2 separate regions of the Homo sapiens genome follow, and region 2 is linked to region 1. Evidence: read pairs that join two places in POLR2A ChIA-PET (ENCODE). Cell type or tissue: Panc1. All regions are shown on one strand.

The links. ChIA-PET counts read pairs that join two places held together with the same protein. Peaks named below come from ENCODE experiments on the same cell type or tissue, not always from the same donor. Only the 100,000 strongest peaks of a DNase experiment are listed, where the experiment ranks them.
Region 2: POLR2A ChIA-PET joins it to region 1 with 6 read pairs; 2 of 35 experiments call an interaction of 5 or more read pairs at or near these places.

Annotation. Positions count from the first base shown.
Region 1 is chr1:58,460,423-58,468,422 of GRCh38, forward strand. It overlaps a transcript of DAB1 not described here. Among named protein-coding and RNA genes, the nearest start is that of OMA1, 82 kb to the right of the region's middle. In Panc1, no CTCF peak of the experiment used is centred here; no DNase peak of the experiment used is centred here.
Region 2 is chr1:58,354,215-58,362,214 of GRCh38, forward strand. It overlaps a transcript of DAB1 not described here. Among named protein-coding and RNA genes, the nearest start is that of OMA1, 190 kb to the right of the region's middle. In Panc1, no CTCF peak of the experiment used is centred here; a DNase peak (open chromatin) is centred at 4,337; H3K27me3 peaks cover 1,229 bases.

The DNA.
Region 1 (8,000 bases):
AGAAACACTTCTACGGAGAAACATTTCCAAAATTGCATTGTTTTTTATTTCTGGCCAGAACATCTGTCCTGAATTCCTGTCTCCCTTCCTTCACTTGGCATCAGGTTGAATAGTGAGAAGGAGAAGGAAGAAATGAATAGTTACTGAACACTTACTATGTCATTTTATTTATTTCTCATAACTGTCTTATCAGATAGGTGTCACAGGCAGACTATTGGAAAGAGGGTCCCTTCCCACGCATGTGTGTAGCTGTCCGTAGTCCTGAATCTCATTGCTCTCTGACTGGGCTCCACCCAGACAGTGTGTATAATGATTCATGGGAGCTAAGGGGAAAAAACATATTGGCCTTTCAATTTAGATATTTAAATTTAAAATCTATGAAGGTTTACTAAGATGCAATTTACAGATGAAAATGAATGCTCAGTATTTGTCACCTACTGTTTGTCAGAGATCCTGGAGAAAGTGTAAGTGCCCCATGGTGCAGAGGAGCCACCCATGACACTCTCACTCCATGTTTGGCTTTCAACATTTTATGGTTGATTAGGGATGACTTGTGCCCAGTCAAGTAGAGTTACAGATTATATTATTTAAAATACTAGAGCTGAGAAAAGATTATGAAAGCCTTCTGTACCAGATAGAGTTTCACTGGTTATCCCAGTGGGCTGGGTACTTAAAAGAGTCATCAGTGTAAGCAAGCATTTTTCTTCCATTAGTAAATTATTTTAAATTACTATTTATTTTTATCTCATGCTTTTAAAAACCTCCATCTTAAAAATGTCCACTTATGTATGTTTTAGAAATAAAATATTAGTACAGAAGTTAACTGTGTACTGTGTTAATATAGAAATATATATACATTGGTACTAGAAGCTCAAAATTTTTATTGCCAGTAGAGGAATATGATCAAAAAAGAGTGAAGACTACTGTCTTAGAGTCTAGTTCTTTCTTTTAATGTGATTGAAACTTGCTCTCATTCTTTTGGAGCAATTAAAAGTAAGGAAAAGGCAGGGGTAGCTAGAAGGGAAAAAGCAAAGATGGAGACACAGAAGAGATGAAGGCTTTGGCGGGCCAGTGCTACTCAGGGATGGCCCAAGAGAAAGCAAGAGAAAAATCTGTCCAAAGCTGTTTTCACATAATCACATTAACCAAGGACAAAACCACAGTCAACCCCAGCTAACCTACTAAGCAGCTAAAAAAGGGTCAGAAAGGTACATACACATCAAAGGATATGGAGCCAGCAAGTGTGGAGATGAACAATGGTGGTTCTACGAGCACCCCAAAGACTACCGATGAAGGCACTGAACTCTCTCTGAGGCTGAATTATTCCCAATGGCTCCTGATTTTTTCTGTTTTTATTTTCTATCCTGATGAGAAATGCGCTGATTTTCACCCTGTCTCAGAACTAATAGAACTTTGAGATGTAGTTCACAATTTATGTAACTGATTTCATATACTTCTGCCAGCTATATCATGTTTCTGACAATTACAAATATTTCTCTCCTCACACCAAGGAATTGTGGGGCATCCACAATCATGCTGCTCTCCCTTGTATGCTACAGTCTGGGTGCTATTCCATCTGACACTGCAGGCAAACAAACTGAGGCTGACAGGGGTGATGTTACTTACCCAAGGACTCAGGGGGGTAATTGGCAGAGACAAGATTGAGATCCACGTCGATCTGAGAAGGTTTCTTTTTTTTTTTTTTTTTTTTTTTTGAGACGGAGTCTCGCTCTGTCGCCCAGGCCGGACTGCGGACTGCAGTGGCGCAGTCTCGGCTCACTGCAAGCTCCGCTTCCCGGGTTCACGCCATTCTCCTGCCTCAGCCTCCCGAGCAGCTGGGACTACAGGCGCCCGCCACCGCGCCCGGCTAATTTTTTGTATTTTTAGTAGAGACGGGGTTTCACCTTGTTAGCCAGGATGGTCTCGATCTCCTGACCTCATGATCCACCCGCCTCGGCCTCCCAAAGAAGGTTTCTTAACTAAATTCTTTTCTGTATTCTAGGTGTTAGTCTGGATACCCTCAATCCCAAGGCATCTCAACCAGTAGCAATTTTTAGCGGTTCAGGGTATCCCCAAGCTGTTCTCAAAACTTCAAGTCTCATTAAAATGGCACAATACAGGTGATTTTTTAATGAGTACAGTGTTTTTATTGGATGAAATCTTTCAAGGGTGGAGTTAATGATGTAAGAAAATCAGATATGTGGTCATCGGTGGTCAGAATATGGGGAGCCATTGCTTTAGATTTTCACCCAGAAGACAAATATCCCGCATTAAATCCCTTTAACTTCAATAGCATACAACTTAGCCAGACTTCTTATTAAGCAGGTAACCTCAGGCTGTTCATTTGACCTTATGTGCTTCAGTTTCCTCCTCTGTAAAATAGGGATGAAGACAGACATACCTCTGAGTGTTATTGTACGGATTGAAAGAACTGAAACATGTACAGAACTTAAAACAGTGCCTGACACATAGTAGGAATTCAGGGACAACTGTCGTTCTTATTGTTATAACCTCAGCTTCCTTGTCTGTAAAATGGGGGTAGTTTATGTACTATTTATCTCATAGGATGATTGTAAGACTCAAATGAAATGGTGAAAAAGTGCTTCATAAGCAATGTCATACTCTGAAGATGAGAAAGTATGCTGCAATTTTCACTCCTATGTCTCACATACGAAACAAGTCTAAGAACAGTGTATTCCAGCCAAGAAATTAAAAGCTTTGTTCCTTTGGAGTCAAGAGTGTGTCCCTGCACAGATCAATGTTGCTGAAGTGAAAAGAGAGAGATTTAATTACGTTGAGCCTTAGTGCCTTCCCCACTGAGAGCAGAGAGCTCCTGGTGAGAGGAGTAGCTGAGTGTGGAGGTGACAGGTCGTCGTATGAGTGCCTGGGGACTCCTAGACATAAGCTCTGTCACCTTCCTAGGGCCAGACAACTTGACAAGGGAAGAGCTGGCTCCAAGGAGAAGGTGTGAACCTGTGTCTTTGAAAGGCCATGATCTGTGATGAAATCTGTTTTGTGTGTGGCACCCTGGGGAGAAGGAGGCTAAGGCTGCCTTCCTGGCCCTTGCATGGCAGTGTGTAAATCTTCATGTTCAAGGCATATGGTGTTTGCATACACTGGTATCCACATCCTAAGGGGTATGAGCACCCACATACTGAGTCTCATATGCATAAGGTCATATGCATGCTTGAGAGTCTGTGTGTACATGTATCTACGGCCTGGGCACATCCTGCATGCATAAATGGGTTTGCATGTGGATGCTGCTTCTGCCTCCATGGGCAAAAATGTGCCTCAATGTCTCTGCACTTGGCCTGGTGGACATTTACAGATGTGGATGGCCATGTGGACCCACCTGTGTGAGTCCATGGCATCACAGATATATGAATTCTGTACATGTCCTTGTCATGTGTTTCAGTAGAGTTTGAGAATCTGAGACAGACTGTGGGGTTGTCCACTGGGACCATCTGTGGAGCTGGGTCTCCAAGATTGTGGGTGAATGCCCCAAAGCTAGGAAGAGATAGGAAGGTTTGCATGAGAGAAGCTGAGCTCACAGCTCCAAGCAAATGGATCTTGCATCCAGCCAGAGGGGTCAAGGAAGACCAGATACTGAACGACAGGAGGTGCAGAGCCTGGGCTGTAAGGAGGACAGTTGAAGAGCAGGGAACGGCACACTGCAGAAATGTGGAAGCAAAGTGCTCTGGCCACCAATCCACAACTGCCAAGCAGGCACAGGCAGAATAGCATTTTTGTTGTTTAATTAGAGATGTTCCGTTAAAGGTATCATACCAGCTATACCATGTGTATGCATGGAAGACATCAATGTGTGTATTGTCATGCATACACTGAGGTCTGTATTTGTACAGGTCCTTCCCAGGGCTTGACATATGCCCAGGGCATGTCAAGGATTTCCACTGTTACTCAGACAGCATTTAGACAGCACTAACTGTGTGCATGATATGTTTGGGAGAGGATGGAATGAAGTGGGATCGTGTCCCCTGTCCTTGAGGTTTTTATATTCTAAATGGGGCCAGAAACAGAGAAATATGCAAGCAGAGAAAAATTATAAAGCAGCATAAATAAGATGGGTAGGAATTCTACTGCCTAGACTTGTGTTTAAGCCTGAACTTGGCCTTGTACTAGCTGTGTGGCCTTGTGAATGTTATTTAACTTCTCTGAGTTCCTTTTCCCTCATCTATCGGATATAGCATCAATATAACACAAAGATATAGCACTAGGTTGCTGTGAGAATTAAAGGAAGTAATATATCAAAGGCACCTAATAAAATATAAAGTACAAAGCAAATACGATGGATGTGGGCTTGCTCAGGCAGGCTTCTTGGAGGAGGAGACGAGAACTGAACAGGGTGATGGGCAAGGCTAACCCTAGCCCAGGAGAGGATGCGACCATTCTAAACTCCATATCAGGCAGCCCTTGCCCTCACACCTCAGCAGTATCCAAACACCAGGCTTCCTCTAATCACTGAATATCGGGGCAGGAGAGGACCTTAGAAACATGAACCTAACCCATCATGTTGCTAAGGCAGAAACAGACTCAGAAGAGCTCATCAAAGCCTTTCCAGAAGTTTGCAGGAGTAGCTGACACAGTGTGAGGCACTGTGCTGGTGCTTCTGCACACATTCTCAGCCTGGGTTATTGGCTGAGTTGCTGTTAACCAATACAGTATCTTTATCAAATAAGAAAAGTACTCTCCTCTGGACAGGTGCAGTCCATCAGAGACTCGCATGACAAGCTGTAAGCAATGTTGTGTGAATGCAAACTAGAACACTGCCTCATTCAGGCAGGTACAGCCCCTGAGCACACCACTGGCCACCAAGCCACAAGGTGGACTGCAGTCCCCCTCTCCTCTCAGGCAAACGCCCTGCATGACCCTAGAGAGTGGCTGACCCTGGGTTTGAGCCTGGCTAGGGCAGGGGTCAGCCAACATGTAGGCACTGATGATGTGGCAGGAAACAGGACATCGTCCTCACCCCCGCAGGAATTCTCAGTTTATTGCAAGAAATGACAACAACAACGACGACAAAATGTGCAACCAATCACTGTAAAAAGTTCTGTGGGAAAAGGAGGCTACAGGCTCAGAGGAGGACCCCAAACCAAGCCTCAGGGTAAGGAGCAGCTTCGTGGAAAGATGGTGAAGGATTTAGGACACAGTGAGGTGTAGGTATATTTGGCACACAGCAGCGGTGGGAGTGCACAGCTTTTACATTTTGATGCAGCCCCATCAAACCAATGCATTGAAATGGCCCCTAAATCAAAAATGGATCCATTAAAATAATAATAGATACCATTTATTGGGCACTTACCATGTGTTTTAATTCATGTACTTCTGTCACAACCTTAGGAGACAGGAACCGTCATTATCCACACTTACCCACGAGGAAACTGGGGGGTTCAGTGCCTTGCCTGCAGTACCCATGGTCAATGGCAGAAATGGGGGCTGCTGTGAAGCTGTGTCCCTCACCACTACCCGATGCCACCTTTTCTCAGGACTGCTTCCCTTGGCAGATCCCAGGGACAGGGGCTGAAGCAGAAGCCAGATGTGCAGGGTTACCAAATCTAGGGGAGTGTGGTGGCCATGGAGAATATTCCTCTCAGATACCCAGCTTCAGGGAGCATGACTGCCCAGCGGTCCCCACAACTGCTTTCCAAAATCTAGCACAAACGCTGTGTCCTGACTGCCCCTGGCCACCCCCAGCCAATGGAGGAGCGGGGCAGGGATAATGAGGAAGGGCCCTTCCTGGAGACGTGGGACTCCTCTCGTGGGCAACCTTGGCTCCAGGACTCCCAGACAGCCTTGCCAAAGTTTCCGTAGGATTGTCTAAAACACTTCCCCCATCCCTCCCTCCCCTCCCTTGCTCCTTCACCGGGAGTCAGGTCTGCATCATGGACTTGTGGCTTTTCCAGCCTCCCCTGGCCTCTACATTTTTTCCCACAGGCATTTCCCCTAACAGATTTCTTGCATGTTTAATCCTGTCTCGGTTTCTGCTTTCTCGGAGGGCCTGAACTAACACAGATGGGGTGGGTAGGTCTGTGTGGAAGCAATGTGGGGGCCCAAGGGAGGTCCCTGAAGCCAAGGACTTGGAGCCTGGAAGGCAGATGAATGGGATACTCGGGAAGAATGCACAAGCAGCTGTCACGGGAAGCCCTGACACTCTGCTCATTCATCTTCAGGCCTCAGAGAGGCTGCCGTTTCTTGAAAGGGACAATCCTCCTTCCCTGCCAAACACCCTCCTGTCTTCCCTCCACCTACCCTCACCTGGTCTCATCTGGAGGTCATTCTTGCAGGAAGCCTTGACATTCTACACGGGTGATGTTTTGCCTCCTTTTACCACCACAGCCCGGTTGAACAGCGCCTGTCCCATAACTGGTCTGTGCAGGGGGAGCTGTGTTTGTGCATCTAAGCCCCCACTAGTTGGGGGACTCCTTGTGGTGGGTGTCAGTCTGAGCCATTCATCACTGTATCCTAGTGCCTGGTGCAGTAGTGCCTGGAATGCAGGTGTTGTTGAATGAATGAATATGTGAATACATGAGTGAGTGGCCTCACAGCAGATCTGCGGCTTGCCTTGTGTGATGCAGATACAGTGCCTGGATGTAGTGCCTCCCAGGGGACAAGTGGGACCAGAGAGTCTGATATGAACCTGACCTTGCTAATGAGCAGGTGGGTGGCTCTGGCCATTCTCAAATTCACTGAGCCTTAGTTTCCTTATCTGTGAAAAGCAGTGATAATGCCGAACTCCCCAAGTTGTGAGGATAACGCCAAACTCTTTGCCTGAAACATGTAACAAAGTGGCTGTCACTGTAACAGGAACTCAAACACATCAGGCCCTGTGGCCTGGACCCCAGCTGCCCCACTGCAGACCTATTGCCCATATGTAGCAGCGCTCAAACAAAAGCAGAACGTCTGCTTTTTTGATTATATTGAAAAAATAATTACTTAGGCTTTGCCGTCTGCACTACCTGCCATCTCTCTCCCCAGTCCCCGTTTTCTCTTCTCCTGATTATTAAAAACATAATAAACATATATTGCTCCCATGCTACTGTCATAGCCACTGGGGATTAAGAAATGAGTAGATGAGAGTCTTCTTTCTTAGAGCTTGTGGTCCAGTGAGGGTTGGGGAGAGAAAGAGAATAGAAACAAACATAAAAATAAATAATTGCTACTCGGTGCAGTAAAAGCCACAATAGATTAAGACTCAACTGCTGGCATGTGACAACATATATCCAAAATTTCCCAAAACATAGCCAATTTCAAATTATTTTATTATTTTTCACTAGAAACAATTTGTTGGGCATGATTTAATATGTTTTAATTTTTTATTATGAAATACTTCAGGCATATAAAAAGCGTAGGTATAATGAACAACTGTGTACCAACCACGCAGCGTAAAATACAAAACCTGTTTGCATTTTTCTTTTTCTCCCCAGTGGTAACCTCTCTCCTGAATTTGGGTTTATCTTTCATTAGTGTGTTTTTGGTTTTTTTGTTTGTTTGTTTGTTTGTTTTGAGATGGAGTCTCTCTCTGTGCTCAGGGTGGAGTGCAATGGCGCGATCTCAGCTCACTGCAACCTCTGCCTCCGGGGTTCAAGTGATTCTTCTGCCTTAGCCTCCCAAGTAGCTGGTACTGCAGGCATGTGCCACCACATTCAGCTGATTTTTGTATTTTTAGTAGAGACGGGATTTCACCATGTTGGCCAGGATGGTCTCAATCTCTTGACCTCATGATCCACCCACCTTGGCCTCCCAAAGTGCTGGGATTACAGGCGCGAGCCACCGCACCCAGCCCTTAGTGTGTTTTTATGCTTTTGTCACATATGTACTCATCTACAAATTATATATGACATTGTTTCACAAGTTTTAAAACTTTGTATAAATGTTACATACTGTATGTATCACTCTGCAACATTTTTGTTTTTGCTCAACATTATCTTTTTGAGATGTATGTATGTTGATGCCTATATCTCTAATTCGTTCATTTTGACTGC
Region 2 (8,000 bases), 110 kb before region 1:
CTATGGTTATCTCAGTGCTCCCAGATCTACGAGAAAGGATGGTCAGACCTATTCGAATTCAAGCGAGGAATGACACTTGGGACACATCAACACGGGCTAAGGTCCCATTCCTTGTAACATATTATAAAACATGTAGCACATAAACCTGCCCCATCAAGGGAACCAGTGTAATTGGTGCACCTTCTCTCGTAGCATTTAAGGTGTTATCTCTATAAATACAGTGCATTTTGCTTTAATAAAAAATGAATTTTCCAGAACAGTGACAGTATTGACCTTACATATTATCCAAATAGAAATTGTAATGAAACAAGTCGAACAGTGAGTAGTTATAATAGATATGCAAATATTGGTCTTTTCTTAAAGGTCTTTCGGCCTACTCACACGTGTCTCTTATGTGTCTGAGAGGGTGGATTCAGCCTGCATTTATAATCTAGGAGGACACAGAGGAGGAAGGGAGAGGGAGGAGGGGAAGTCTGTCAAACAATCACAGAGGATAAGAATCCAGGAAGATTGTGCTAGAGTCCATAGCTTCAGAAATGGGCTTTGGGGTAACTGTTCTGTGTTCAGTGTGTTCACATGTGCAGTATCATTTTATCCACACCTGTGACACAGGTATGGCTGCTGTTATTTTATGAATGAGAAAACCAAGGCTCATAAACATGTGTAACTTGCCCAAAATCACACAGCTGACAAATAGCATCATTAGACTCTGTGCTCCAATCTTCCCCCTCTAAGTTAGTTGATTTTTCAGCTCAAATTTACCTGGACGAGGTCCAGCTATAATCATCAAACGGAATCTATACATTTATTTCCTGAATAACTCAATGGATATTTATTGAACGTCTCCTGTGTGCTGTTCTGGGTGTTATAAGAAACTTAAAAAAGCTGAGAAATGGTTTCTGATCTAAAGAGTTCACAGGTTGTCAAAGAGATGTCTACAGACTTCAGAGACTTAAAAATGCAATTGAGGGAAGCAAACACACAACTCAACTCTCCTGAATACAACCCTACCATGAGCCTTTTTCCAAACTCACCAGCCAGTCTCCATCTGTAAAGTGGCACAGCTTTGTTTCAGAGTTTGCATGCAATGGCAAATGTGAATTGAAAGGCTATATTGTTCAATCTTTAATTATCTCTAGATAGAGTGTACCTTTGGTGGTCTACCAGTGGAAATTTCTAGATGGTTTATTGAGCAGATGGGATGCAGCCATGGAAGAGTTTAATTTTTTTTCCCCATCACTATTTTCTCTCAAGCGCTGATGAATCTATCCCTTAATAACAAGCCTGGCAGACCTCTCAGCTTTCTTGTCACTTTCACGAATAAAAATGTCCAGATTAGATTAGTTTAAAACTTCAATCTCACCCAATTTGATGCTCACTTTTTCCTTCCACTCCTTTCCTGGTAGGCTTAGGTATGAGAGACTTGTAGGTGAGAGAAGGCATCTGCCCCCTGGAGACCTCCTCTTCCCCCTTATTTCCTGGGATAGTGGGGTACAGGTAGAAATCGTATGGGATAAACATCTCTTATCTCAGGCTATTTCCCTCTTTTCTTGACTAACTTTAGCTGCCATTCATACCTCCTGTGTTATAAGAAAGCAAGTAATGCCTCTAATCGCAGGAACATGCAAAGTCTCAAGGGCACCCTGCTTAGATAGGCATGGGTCTGATCAGCTGTATTAATAGACAGCACACCTGAAAAAAGCTACCAATCCCTCTAATCTCTGTGAGAAATTCTCTTGAAAATGCTTCACTTAGGTGGAGGACCACTCATTAGGGAGAGGAAGGAAAAACCACAGTACTCCTCCCAAGCGAACAACTTCTGCTCTGGCCTTTCTCCTCTAATCCCTAGACATCTATTTATACAAGCTTTGTGCAAATAGGTGGAGATGAGAGAGAACCAGGATGATGGCTGAGGACTCCAGAGTCCTCAAACTAGCGTCTGCATTATTCATTTGGTGCTTGGTTTCCCTTTGTCCTCAGCTTTGGGTTCTAGTTGCCAACCCTGGGCAGCCAGAGAAGATCTACTCCACAACCTGTATGTAAAATGGCAGTATTGACCTGTATATTATCTAAAATCAGCAGGAACCTTGCCTGTTTGTTCACTAGAACACTATAGCTGGTACAAGCAGGGAAGACCTGCTCACAAGACATTTATATTTTAGAGCGAGACAAAAATATATACATGCATACATAATAACAAACAAACAATACAAAGTCAGTGTTGTGTACTATGCAGATCATTATTGTAAGAAGTAACTGGAGCTAATTTAGATTATATCATTAAGAAAGGCTATTTTAAGGAAGTGACATTTGGACTGTGATTTGAACGACAAGCAGAGAACCAGCATGTAAGATTAGAAGAGCCCATTCCAGTCAGCAGAGAATAGCTCATACAGAGGCCTTGGGAGGAAGGCCCTGTGGGTGGAGCAGAGTAGAAAAGGGCTGAAAGACCAGAGCTGAAAGTTTGGATCAGAGAGTAGGTAGGCCGTGGATCCCATAGGATTTTTTTCCCCTAAAGATATTTGGCTGGGTGCTGTGGCTCATGTCTGTAATCCCAACAATTTGGGAGGCCAAGGTGGAAGGATTGCTTGAGCCCAGGAGTTCAAGACCAGTATGGGTGGGCAGCATAGGAGAACTGGGCTCTACAAAAAATTTTAAAAATTAGCTGGGAATGGTGGTGCATGCCTGTAGTCCCAGCTACTCAGGAGCCTGAGGTGGGAGGATTGCTTTGTGCCCAGGGAGTTGAGGCTGTAGTGAGCCGTGATTGTACCACTTCACTCCATCCTGGGCAACAGAACAAGACCCTGTCTCCAAAAAAAAAAAAAAAAAAAAAAGTTAAAGTTTTTTTTATTATATTCTAGATGAAATGTGAAGCCATGGGAAGATTTTAAGCAGGGAATGGCCATGACACATGTTTTAAAAAGATTTCTTCAGCAGCTTTTGGATTGTATGAGGCAAAAGTGGAAGTGAATAGAAGTGAATAGTAAATCAAACAAAAAATGATGAGTGGCTTGGGCTAGGTCTCTAGCAGTGAGAACAGAGGGAAATGGGAAAACTGATAGAGTCAGAGGAATAATGCACCAAACTGGCTGATAAATTGAGTGCTGGGGGTGAGGAAAAGAGAAAATTCAAAAATAGCATGACCATTTTTGGCTTAAGGAACATGGTGGGTGGTGGTGCCGTTTCTGCACAACAGGAAAAATAAAGAAGTAGCCTAGAGGGTCAAGAGTTGTCTGTTAGTCATATAAGATTTGATATGACCTGTTAACTTCCAAAAGAGAAAGTCCAATAGGCACTGGGCATTTAGATGCACGGATCTGAAGTTCCTGAAGACATCAGGGTTAAAGAGGCATATTGAGGATTCATCCGAGTTTAGATGGCACTTGAAGCTTTAAGATGGTAAGACTTTCTGAAACAGCATGTTAATGGCATTCGAATCACCTGGGGATCTTGTTAAAATGCAGATTCTGATGCAGTGGGTCTGGGGTAGAGCCTGATAATGTGCATATCTGACAAGCTGGTAGGTAATGCAGGTGCTGTGTAGAGACCTCATTTTTCCTAACAAGGATCTAGAGAGACAGGACAGAGACCTGTGAAATCCAACATCTATAGTGGGAAAAGGAGGAACCTGTAAAGGAGATGTCTCTCCTTCCCTCCCTCAATTCTTTCCATCCTCCCTGCCTTCCTCCACCCGTAAACATTTATGAGACCAATTAGGTGTCAGCAGTGGTGTTCAACAGTTTTCTTATGTTCCTGTATTGACTGAAGATTGCCAAACCTTAATTCAGTCTTTTATTCTGCAAGTAAATTTCCCACTCCCTGCTGCTAAGACCTTTCTGCTGAACTGAAAGGCTCTGTTTACCTGTTTCCAGAAATATCCAGATTAGAAATTTAAGAATGTAAACACCTGTTTGATAGGATCCCCTTAGGAGCCTTAACTACCTTTATGCAGATGGTAGAGGGGGAGCAGGAAAATGTGGGGATAGGATGTTTTGGCTAAGCTTGACCTTGGGGATGAGAACAGTCGGGGAGTTAGAAATTCACCCATTGTCCAAATGCAACCAAGTGTGGAGTAGACAATTCTAATTTCAAGAAAGAGGAGGAAGATTGTGTCCTTCACAGCCAGGACTGTGTTCCATCAGAACCAATATTTATTGCGCTTGACAAAGGAAAAGAAAGAAAGGAAGAAAGAAACAGGAGGGAGAAAAAAAGCACTGCCACCAACATCTAGTTAAGGGAAAACAACTCAGACTGAACATGACTCATCTGAAAGCAAACAAGTCAATTAAACAAGTGATGTCTCTGAAGCAATCCGGTCCCCCTCTAGCCCAGCTACTAAATTGCATCTTGCTTACTCCTCAGCTCGAAGACAGAAAAGAAACAGAAGGTGGGGATGCAGCCTGGATTTATGTATGAAGAAAACGATGGTGATAAAAGACAGGGCTTTGAAAAGCAATCAGAGCTGCCAGCCTCCCAACTGAGAACTGTTTAAAATAGCACCATCAAATAAAAGCTGCATATATACCAGTCAAATCCTAAGATCCCCTTTGGATATGATTTCCAGAATGCCAGAATAATGTGCTATGTCTCCTTTTCTTTCTTCTCTCTCTTTCTGTCTTTCTCTCTCACTCCTTCTCTCTCCCAGCTCTTTCTGTCTCTCTCTCCCCCCGTCCACCTTCTGCCTCTCTCTGTCTCTCTCCCCCCCTTCCTTTCTTTCTCTCTCTCTCTCTCTCTCTGTAACACACACACACACACACACACACTCAAAGGATGCTGGGATCTAGGTTAGGTCTGAAGAGAGAAAGTGAGCTTGAGATCTATAATTTAGCAAAACACTTGGGTAGGGTAGAAAGAGGAGAGGATAGACCATTTCATTAGCCAACGATTCCATTCCTAGCACTTTTAATAACATGAATGTCTGGGTCATATGGAGGACTTCCCAGAGTGAAAAGCAATTTCACATTCATGATCCTAGGCAAGCCTTCTTACCACACCTGTGAAGGAAGTCAGAAATGTTGCCCCTCTTCTTCATATATGAAGAAACTAAGACACTCGAAGATATAATGGCATTTGTCTAAAATTACTTTGTAAATCAATGAAAGAGCCAGGACATAAACCAAGGGCTTTGGCACTCATGATCAGTGTTCTTTCCACTAAACCACACTAAACTTCTGGTTGGAGATGTGAAGAGTGACAGCTTTGTCCTCAAGATATGGCCAAGTTTGTGCATCCACTTCCCCTAAATGCAGTGAGTTCTCAGCTCTGAGGCATTGCCTCATTCTGGAACATGAAGACCAGCAAGTCAAGTTAGTAAGTCTATTGCTCAGTGTCAGTGCCAGAGCTGTTCTAGCTACCCCAGGGGACACAGAGAAACCTAAGGCGTACCTACCACCTGGCTCTGCATGCTTCAGTAATCAACACATGTTGACTCATGAAGAAAGGTATGAGGAGGAGTTATGATAGGTAGAGATGATAGCAAGGGGTGAGAGTGATAATTAACAATGATGGCAGTAGTATGGTTATTTATTCAGTTAGTATTTCCTATGTTTCTGGCTCAACGTTGCCACTGGAAGATGATGATGATAACAAAGATGATGATGGAGAGGACTATCCATCATGGCACTGAAAGTGTACAAGTTTGGAAGTTAAACTGACCTAAGTTCAAAGCCCTGCTTCATCACTTACTCTTTGAGGGATTTTAGGCAAGGTGATTCATCCTTCCTCGAGCTTCAGCTTGTTCCTCTTTCAGATGGTGGCAATATCAACTACCTTGCTTGCCCTTACTGGGTTTCTTACTTCATGTCAATCAAATTGAGCACCTACCATTCACCAGACATGGTACTAAATGTTCAGTTCATAAAGATGAATAAGATTCCACCCCTGCCCTTGAAAAGGTTGTGTTCTAGTGGGGAAGACAGGGCTACATTCCAATACCTACTGTAAGCTACCTATGAAAATGGCAGTATGTGTGAGTTCTAGGAGCACAGAGGAAGGTGTGATTAATTCCACCTGGGCCAAGGGAAGGCTGCAAGGAGGAGGCATTTAAGGGGAGCCATGTTGAAGTTTTATAGGTAGACAAGAGAATAGTGAATGCAAATGCACAGTAGTTTGAAACAGTGGCTGATTGTGGGAACAGCAAGCTGTTTTGTGACTATAAAACACATTTGTGGATGTGAAGGCATTCTGAAAGCCATAAAGCACCATCTCTGCACACTTAGGGACACATTACATTGATACGGATCCCTGACCAGCATGAGGCACTGAGACTAAGTCCGTTCTTGCCGCCTTTTCATCTTTTTATCTGCCTTTAGACTGATTTCCACTGCACTTTCTGGAAAATAACAGCCTTTCTTCCACAACCATGGAGCTGGACTCCTTCAAGCAAAGAAGGCAGAAAAAATAAGATTTTGTGGAAGAGGAGTCACTCAGAGACACACAGCAAAAGGGTGGGCTGAAGTTGCAACAGAAGCAGTTCAGAACATTTGCAGAAAGTCAAATACTGCGCTAATGAGAGAGTGTCAGGCTCAGGAGCAATCACATTAGAACCTATAGTAACTTATTTTTTGATATAAAAATAATATATATTCCTTATAGAGTATTTGGAATTTGCACAAAATAAAAAGAATACTCAAAATCTCATCACTTAAATAACTTTGAAATTGTTTATTTTTTATTTCTTACAAAATTAGAATTATTCTAAATAAATTGCTTTGTAATCAGCTTTATTAAAATTAAACTATTTTTGTGAGCGTTTTCCCCATGTCATGAAATTCCTTTGCAACATGATATTTTACATTTTGAAATGCTTTAGATATAAAAGATGATTTAGAAAGTAACATAATGAATGCCCATGAACCCAACCTCCCACCTAAGAAGTGAAACACTGCAGACACTGAAGCCCTGGTGTGTACCACGATTGCTGTGGCTGCTGAGCTGCAAGGAGGGAGACCATGGGCCCCTGCAGCAGACCACAGCCTTGCCCCTGGGTCTGGCCTCCTAGGGCCTACCTGCTTCTTTAATACTGGGAGGGCTCCATGCTAGCACATTCAAAGTGTGTGGTTAGAGAGAAAAGAACTTCATGATTCACCCCAACAAACGAGGTCTGGGGGTGTCCCCACTAGGTGCATTCTGCTCTTCTGCAGATTGGACCACTAAGGACCGGCTTTCATTGTGTCCATAAACCCCCACTATCATGCAATGACCCACATGTTTGTCTGTATCTCTTTTTACTGTTTTTCAGGGCAGGGACCTTGTCTTTCCTGTTCATCTTAGCACCTATCACAGTGCCTGGTAAGAGGTTATATTTTTTTAAAGCTGAATCTAGCCAATTCTGCAAACCACAGTTTTGTTAGGGGGAAGTTGATCAGGTATAAGTTAGTGTATAGGTTCGGGGACTTTGCAGCCTTGCCCTTTTTTCTGACCCTGAGCAGAGGTTAACAATGTGAGGTGTAAGATCGGATTCTGGCTTTCAGTCTCAGCTCTACCATTTACTTATTATTTAACTCCCTGAGCCTCAGTTGCTTCACTAATAAAACAGGAGAACCCTAGTCTTACCTGCCTTCTCTGCTATTATTAACATTTGAGGCCCACAGCCCACATTCTCATGGTCCCTTCATTGTAGCCTAACATCCCACCATCAAAGATCCCCCTTTTTTTTTTTTTTTTTTTTTTTTGAGACGGAGCCTCACTCTGTTGTCCAGGCTGGAGTGCAGCAGTGTGATTTCACTGCAATCTCCACCTCCTGGGTTCCAGCAATTCTCCTACCTCGGCCTCCCAAGTAGCTGGGATTACAGGTGCATGCCACCACACCCAGATAATTTTTGTATTTTTAGTAGAGATGGCGTTTCACCATGTTGGCCAGGCTGGTCGTGAACTCCTGACCTTTAGGATAATCATATTCCCATGGAATGTTAAATCAGTACATACATGCTCTCTTCTCCCAGAAACTGCTCCATCCCAGTCTCCATGAATATTAAGTGAGATTTGGTATTTAAATTCCC